Linked DNA regions of Homo sapiens: region 1 is linked to region 2. Evidence: chromatin loops called from intact Hi-C (ENCODE). Cell type or tissue: endothelial cell of umbilical vein. All regions are shown on one strand. Region 1 overlaps METAP1D (methionyl aminopeptidase type 1D, mitochondrial). Region 2 overlaps HAT1 (histone acetyltransferase 1).

Region 1 (4,000 bases), 90 kb before region 2:
CCAGGAGGAATGCATTTTAAATAACGAATGTTGCTGCACACAACATGCCCTATATTTATTGGCCTCTTACTCAGGGTCCATTTTAATTGTTATCTGCTCATGCATCCTATACCACATAATGAAATGCTTCCATTTCACCCACTGAGCCCTGGGTTTTCATGTGCACCTTTACTAATGACCCTTAATTAAGCTGATTTTATCCCTGAAAATGTGAGTTTTCTTTTGGTCAATAAGTATTTTTAAGGGAGAGGTCTGAATGAACTTTCAAAGAGACATTTAAAATGCTTATTATTTTAAGCAGTTGTAAAACTGAACAAAGTACATTTGTACTCAAGTTTGGACTACCAACACATATATTTTTCATTGTATGTTTCCAGGGAAGCACTTTCACCCTGCAGTGTGCCATCAATCCTCAGTTACGTTACACTGCAGAGGTATCAAATATCTGGGTAGAAAACAACACAATAATGTAGCTTGGCACTACTTTACATTAGCTAACAATGTCAACCAGAGATAATATGTGATTTAAAAGACACCCTGTAAAATGTCTTACTGAATATATTTTTTCATAATGATCAGTAAATGCCAAAGTCTAGTAACAAAACTATTATTTATAGCATGTTAACATCTAATTGATTTTACAAATGGAGGCAATTATTTTGGATGAAGAGAGGAATGCCTGCCAGATTTAAATGATTTATGATTACCAAGAGAGAAAAACAACAATGTTTTGCTAATTCATTTTCAAATATGGTTCTTACATTCATTGATGATTTTAATTTTAAACCAAATGATTTGCTTAATAATATATTAACTTTAACAAGAAAAAAAACCCAACTTACTTTGTGACAGCAATCTGATACATTTTTAACTGTTTAAAAATGTTGCCTCCTACAGTAAGCTCAGAAGGGACTATAGCATAGGAATATATTTTCGGGGTGCTGATTTAGACCCACAGAAAGATCACACTTCATGAACTCCAACCAATTACTCAGAGTAGGAGCACAGGCTCTTACAGCGCTGTGTGCTTCAAGTCCATGAGAACACTGCAAATGCATCCATGCCTTATATTTCTTGACCTAAAACACTGATTGCTTGACATGTTTCATAACTTGTACAAATGTTGCTAAAGAAAAATTAAATAGTCTGCATCACTTGATATAACTCTTTTATTGATTTTTATAATCTAGTACTAAGGTGTACGTTTCAAAATAAATGAGAAAGATTGAAGGTTCCTTCCCATCTCAAGGCAACTATAAAGCAGAAGAGAAGCTCACATTTCATGAGAAATAACCTATGCATTTGCTGAGGGAAAAAAAACCACATGCACTACTAGGGAATGCCCCAGGCTGAAGCAGATACTGATTGGGCAAAGCTAAAGGACAAGAGCCCTTGAAACTAAACAAAAGCAAATTCATCTGTTGACAGATGTTGATTACATCAAAGCAACAAGGAACTCCCCCAATTCCCAATTTTTAAAACAATTAATACAGCTCTATAATCTACACAATAAGGACAAAGTTAAGTTTTTTAACCGATCATAATAAACATTAGTGAACTTGTTTTAAAAGAGTTTCAGTTCAGTTACAGACTATTCTAGTGTGTTTTTAGCTATGGGCTTCTCCAAACAGTGGTTTATTCATTCCCATGGACATGCCTGGGAAGCCAAGCTGGCCATACCATCAGCCCCTTCCTTCCAGGGGTTAACTGCTCTGGCTGCCAAATAAAATACAGAGCGAGCCATGTAATTATGGAGACAGTCAAAGGGCAGGCTCTATTTTGAAATCTATTTGCACAGACAAGGTCTTCCAATTGAACTTACAGGAAACAAGCTGGTAAAGAGCCTCCTTTTCCCCAGATGCTTTCCACACTTTTTCTCCAATGCAGGAAATCGTGGATATGGACACCATACACCACTGCTTCCTGGATTTCAAGCTAAGATGCCATTACAGAGAGAAAAGTGGATCTGTTTCACCAACCTTTAAAAAACATTTTTTTGGCCTAATTAACAGCATTTGGCAACAGCCTCTGGATGATAAAGCCACAGTGTTTATTAAACAACATTTCTAAAGAGGATGCAGGCCCAGTTGGTATGCAGGTGTTGGAAAACAGCTCATTTTCTTTAATGCTGAAAATAAAGCACATAGTTGAATCTAAAATATGTGGGCATAATACTTGTCTGAAATAAATATTCTACTTCACATCCAACCGTGTTGTCCTTGAAGTTATTTTTACTTAAGACCACTAAAACAGTAACAAAGATCCCACAGAAATAAAAAGGAAATGTGTGCAATATTTTAAATGACAAAAAAGTCATAACTCACTTTTATGCTGAAACATAAAAGTTTATCCTAGTTGTTTACTGCTCTAAGTTTGCAATTTTTATGAGGATGCATCATTCTCATATTAAGGTAGGACTGGGTCACTACTACTAATAAAATTCACCTCAAATGAAGTTGAGATGGATACTGGTCTGTAGATGTCAGAATTCATCTACAGCCTGGGAGTCTTGGTTCTAGAAAAGATGAACTGGAAAGTCAGTCACAGAGCGCTTCTGGGGAGAGGAAGGGCAGCAGCCTGAGGGTACCCTCTTCCAATAATAACAACATTTAAGAGTGGTGCCCAGGTCACTGCAAAACGTGACCTTCCCCAAGGCCTAATCAGGAAGTTGGCGCTATACTATATACCTCCTCCTTTAAATAAAATTATCAATAGCAACTGATAGAGTATAACATCAATGACAAGTTCAGAAATGTTTTACGAAAACACTTCATTTTGCTTCTTTACAAAAGCTAAATCTGTTAATATGTGATTATTCACTAATGTACACCACCAGCACACAGGCATCTGTATTTAAAACAAGAAGCATTCCCCTCTTTTTGGGAAACTAAAACACCTCAACCTACTCTAGAAACACAGATCTATAAACATTCCTACTTAATAATATAGGCTCCTGCTTGTGAGTCTAGGAAAAAAAATTCCTTTAGGCTAGCCGAATTATAGCTGGGGGAAGGGTGCCAAAGATTATAGTCAGAACTCAAGTATAAAACTAAAAGCTGATCATTTGGTGGATAAGTAGAAGTTACATAGAAATGTTTAATTTGTACAATAGGGCTATTGCATGGAATTTCTCCATTTGAGACAAAAAAAGTTTACTTCAAAATTTAAATTCATCTTTATAAAGTATTGAGTCACAATGAAATGGTATATACTTGGCAAATCCCATTGTCTCTCAGCTAAAGTTTAGAGAAAAGCAGCTTTTTAGCACTTCAACAATACATATACTCAGGCAACTTCTTGGACAAAGAAATATTGTATCCTTACAGAGGAAATAAAGAAGCTGTTTATTAGGGCCGTGGTTAAAATGTAATAATTCATTCTAGTTGAGCCCTGTGAAAAATGTCATCAAAATATCATTTTCTTTGTCAGATTTTCTGGATGCCTTAATATCATTTAAACACAGAATAAAAGACAAGCTCTCATCAGAGTAGAAGCACAACACTAAAATGAACCAAAACCAAATGCTCTGTCAAAGTTATAGGAAAGAATTTCACACAGTCCTGCTACCCAGGGAATGCACACTTCTAGGTTAGCACAGAACATCTGGCAAATTTCAACCTTCCAAAGTCTCTCAAAAGAAACATTCCTGTTACCTCACACACTTTGGTTAAAGAAGAGGAAAATAGAATGATTTTATATTAAAGCACACAAATCAGAACCAGAAAGAGCAATTTCATAGGAATCACACATGGAACTGAATTTTAGAGAAAGTCTATATAAAAACATCATGAGTTTTTTAAAAAAAAACTGATATAGTAACAAAATCCTTCTTTAATTCTTAAAAAAACCTCCAGACTATTCATAAATACTACTGTCATATACTACTTAAAATATTAGTTATTTTGTATTAAAATGCCCAATAACAGAAGATATGAGGGCTTATAATCTATGATCAAAAGCACAGCTTTAATATATTTTTAAATTACATTAAAGCATTTGA
Region 2 (4,000 bases):
AGTCTTACAATAAAGTATTGCTGCTTCTCACCAGGCAATAAAACTTAATGAATTGGTCTCAACTTAACAAAACCTTATCCCTCAATACAGTCCCTAAAAGCCTGACATTACATTCAACAAAATGAGCTTGTATTCTATTCAAACTTTTTCCTGAACAATGAGGCCAGGTTTTTACTTAATGGAGTTTGCCGTGAGTTCAGCTGTAATGTTTGTATTGTATCTATTTCCACAAGGACTGACACAAGAACACTTTGTGTTAACTTACTAAGCAGCTCTTTCATACCGTTTACATGCATGATGGGTATTAGTTCTAAACCAAGACCCTTGCTACTTAGCATTCAAAACAGGGAAATTAAGATGCTTAGGACAAAATACACTACAAAAGGCTAATACAACATGCTACTAATTCCTATCCTTTCAACCATCTTTTAACTAAGTAGAAGCAATGCACCTGCAGATGAATAGCACTTTATTATGATTCAGTTACATTTCAGGATAGAGAACCAGTGATGACGTTTATCACAAACAAGTTTTATTTTCAATGCTCTGGTACCACCAACATTTATATATAATTTGTTTATAGGTATAAAAAAGACCTATTATTGAAAATATAGCTCTTCAGCATTTTGCCCAACAGTTTATTTCTAATATGTACATCAGTCCTTGCAACTCATTCACACTCTAGATCAAATAAACTGCATTTCATAGGACAGTTTTTGCTTATTTTTAAAGTACTATTTGATAAATATTTTTCCTTGAAATTGCTAACATGAAGAGGCCATCGTAAGCATATTTTATAGTATCAGTACAATTTCAACAGCTATCAAGGAAACTGTCATAATGAGGGATAGCTGTAATAGATGTGTTGTGTAGCAATTAAAATCCAAAGTAGTGATGAGTAAAACAGTATAGTATGTTAGTTAAGGTTTTTAAAAAGCCAAGAAAAACTACTTTTAAAAAGGGATTTATAATCTATCAGTTTAAAAATCACTTTAAGACTTTCATAGCATGTATAATTTTAACTTTTAAAAACTTTCCTTATGTCCTGTCTTCTCAAGAAGGCATTGCAAATCACTTTACATATCTTGTATCAAATCTACTTCAAAGACTTCTCAGAAACTCTAAGTTTCAAGTAGCACTTTTGGTGGCGGGCAGAGCAACCAGAAGGTTTGAGCCCAACAAAGTTGAAAAAGGGCTTTCAGCCTTCAAAGGATGTCTATTTCCTGTAATAAATATCTTCAAATAAAATAGTTTGCTTTGTGTAAGTTTACACATTAAGAATTTTTACGGGGCAAAGGGCAATTTTAAAGCAAGGAATCTTTATATAATTATATAAATATATATTTATAAATAGTTATGTATATAAATATGTATCTGATATACTTACATAAAATATACAACTTAAAACCAAATAGTTCTTCAACCTAGAATTTACAACTTCGCTTCACTAAAGGGAAAATGTCTGCATTTCTCTATTAAATGGATTCTGCTTTAAGAAAAAAAAAAATCCTGACTACCATGTCTTAGAGATCTGTACTCTTTTCTCAAATATATAATTTAGTTTAATTTAAAATATTCGTCTTTCAGATTGGATTACTGATCAGATAATAAAATCAGCACAAGAGCAAGACCTCATTTAATCATTGTTAATTGAATAGAGTTAAAAATGAACAGAAACTTTTTAATTCCAATGTTTGTGGCTAAAAGTTTAGAATCTATTTCTGAAGATCACTGAAAAATTCCCTGTATTCCAGAGCATTATTCTAAACTTCAACTAAAATTATACAGAAATATAGAAAGGGTAAGAAATTCAGCTGACTAGACACACCAGGGAACTAGAATTTCAAAAAAATTTTTAAAAAGACACCAGGCTGGGCATGGTGGCTCACACCTATAATCCCAGCACTTTGGGAGGCCAAAATACGCACATCACCTGAAGTCAGGAGTTTGAGACCAGCCTGGCCAACATGGTGAAACCCTGTCTCTAATAAAAATACAAAAGTAGCTGGGCGTGGTGGTGTGCACCTGTAATCCCAGCTACTTGGGAGGCTGAGGCAGGAGAATCACTTGAACTTGGGAGGCGGAGGTTGCAGTGAGCCAAGACTGCGCCACTGCACTCCAGCCTGGGTGACAGGGTGAGACTCCGTCTCAAAAAAAGAAACCAGAATACAACCTGATATATTTAATTAACAAAGACATCTCTTACAAATGGTTTCCTAACGCTTGGTAATTTATTTTTAAAAAGGAAAGTGCAAAAGTATTCTAGTTAGATATTCTGGTAGGTGGGTCATTATGAAATATTTTTAGATTGTATACTATTTAACTATGGTCATTTCAAGTTCCAGTGTTCTGTACTTTATTACACATGAACATGTTCATATGGAGCAATTTTTGCATTTCCTCATTATTGAATAAAGCGATATGCCTGATAATTAGTAATCTATTTTTTTAATGTTTATATTTGTATTTATACACATTTGAAAACCCAATAACCTCTCTAACATCTTATCTTAAGCAGCACCATTTGTCTAAATTTGTCTAGTTATTTTTGAGATTGAAATTAAAGGCACGTTAAGTAGGTGGTAACATGTTGTTCTTTACTTGGCTAAAGTGGTACATAGACTTAACTATAATTCTAAGACTACCTAAAATATGCTAAAAAAAAAAAAAACAAGCAAAAGAAATTCTGTATCTACTTAATGTTCTCAATCTCATGTTCTCTGATAATATTTAAGCTTTAACTACAGAATGTATTGTTGAGAAATTAAAAGTGTGAACTTTTTCACTAATGGAAAAACAAAGGTCATATTATGTTTATTTACACTGCATTAGTATTTTGCTACTTGAACTAAACAAGATAAACTTGTCAATATATACTTTTAAAGCTCTTTATGATATTTCATAAAAAGTATTACTTATCAAGAACACCATCACAATTTGAAATTTTACTAGTCTACCAAAGATTTTTTCGAAATTTCTGGAAGTATGTAGGATTTTCCTAGAAAGAGGCTAAACACTCCATAAAATTTTTAAAATCTGCTCTCATATCCTCTCAAATTCAATCCAATTAGTGGGACACTAGGATAAAATAACTGAAATTCACAGTTAATACAAACTTTATCCATCTATTTCAACTTCCTGTACCAAACTTTTCCCAGAAATGCTAGCAATTAGCAAGACAACAATCTTAGTTACCCACTACTTCACTAAAAGGCAATGAAATTACCCCCAAGAAAAGGCAGGAGGTTTTTGTTTTTAAGACAAGAGTCTTGCTCTGTCACCTAGGCTGGAATGTAGTAGTGTAACCATAGCTTACTGCAGCCTTGACCTCCTGGGCTCAAGAGATCCTTCTGTCTCAGCCTTCCAAGTAGCTGGGACTACAGGAGCATGCCATCATGCCTAGCTTTTGTTTTCGTTTTTTGAGACAGAGTCTTGCTCTGTCACCCAAGCTGGAGTACAGTGGCGCGAACTCGGCTTCCTGCAACCTCCACTTCCCGAGTTCAAGTGATTCTCCTGCCTCACCCTCCTGAGTAGCTAGGACCACAAGCACGCACCACAACACCTGGCTAATTTTTGCACTTTTGGTAGAGATGAGGTTTCACCATGTTGGCCAGGCTAGTCTCAAACTCCTGACCTCAAGTGACCTGTCCACCTCGGCCTCCCAAAGCGCTGGGATTACAGGTTTGAGCCACCACGTTCAGCATTTTTTTTTTTTAATAGGCAGGGTCTTATTATGTTACCAAGGCTGGTCTCAAATTCCTGGCCTCAAATGATCCTCCTGAGTCAGCCTACAGAGTAGCTGGCATTACAAGCACAGAGCAGGAGGTGTTAATAAAAGCAAAGGTCAAGGACAACCAGATGAAAAAATCATCAGTGTCTGAATAATCAAGTTTATTGTATTGTAAAATTCAGAATTATGTTTCCTTTAAAGATGGTGGCTAGTAGAGATTTTATAGGCATCTTAATTGTGACTGAAGAATTTTAGGTGCAACTAGAGCAT

Evidence for each region. Hi-C counts contacts between places; a loop is a spot of excess contacts. Peaks named below come from ENCODE experiments on the same cell type or tissue, not always from the same donor. Only the 100,000 strongest peaks of a DNase experiment are listed, where the experiment ranks them.
Region 1: it touches region 2 in a loop (2.3-fold over the local background); 1 of 110 quality-filtered maps calls a loop at or near these places.

Annotation. Positions count from the first base shown.
Region 1 is chr2:172,050,242-172,054,241 of GRCh38, reverse strand. All of the region lies in intron 1 of METAP1D (methionyl aminopeptidase type 1D, mitochondrial), which reads right to left. Among named protein-coding and RNA genes, the nearest start is that of DLX1, 33 kb to the left of the region's middle. In endothelial cell of umbilical vein, no CTCF peak of the experiment used is centred here; a DNase peak (open chromatin) is centred at 1,771.
Region 2 is chr2:171,960,563-171,964,562 of GRCh38, reverse strand. The region is part of intron 4 of HAT1 (histone acetyltransferase 1); the gene reads right to left. Among named protein-coding and RNA genes, the nearest start is that of METAP1D, 37 kb to the left of the region's middle. RefSeq lists an enhancer at 1-720. In endothelial cell of umbilical vein, no CTCF peak of the experiment used is centred here; no DNase peak of the experiment used is centred here.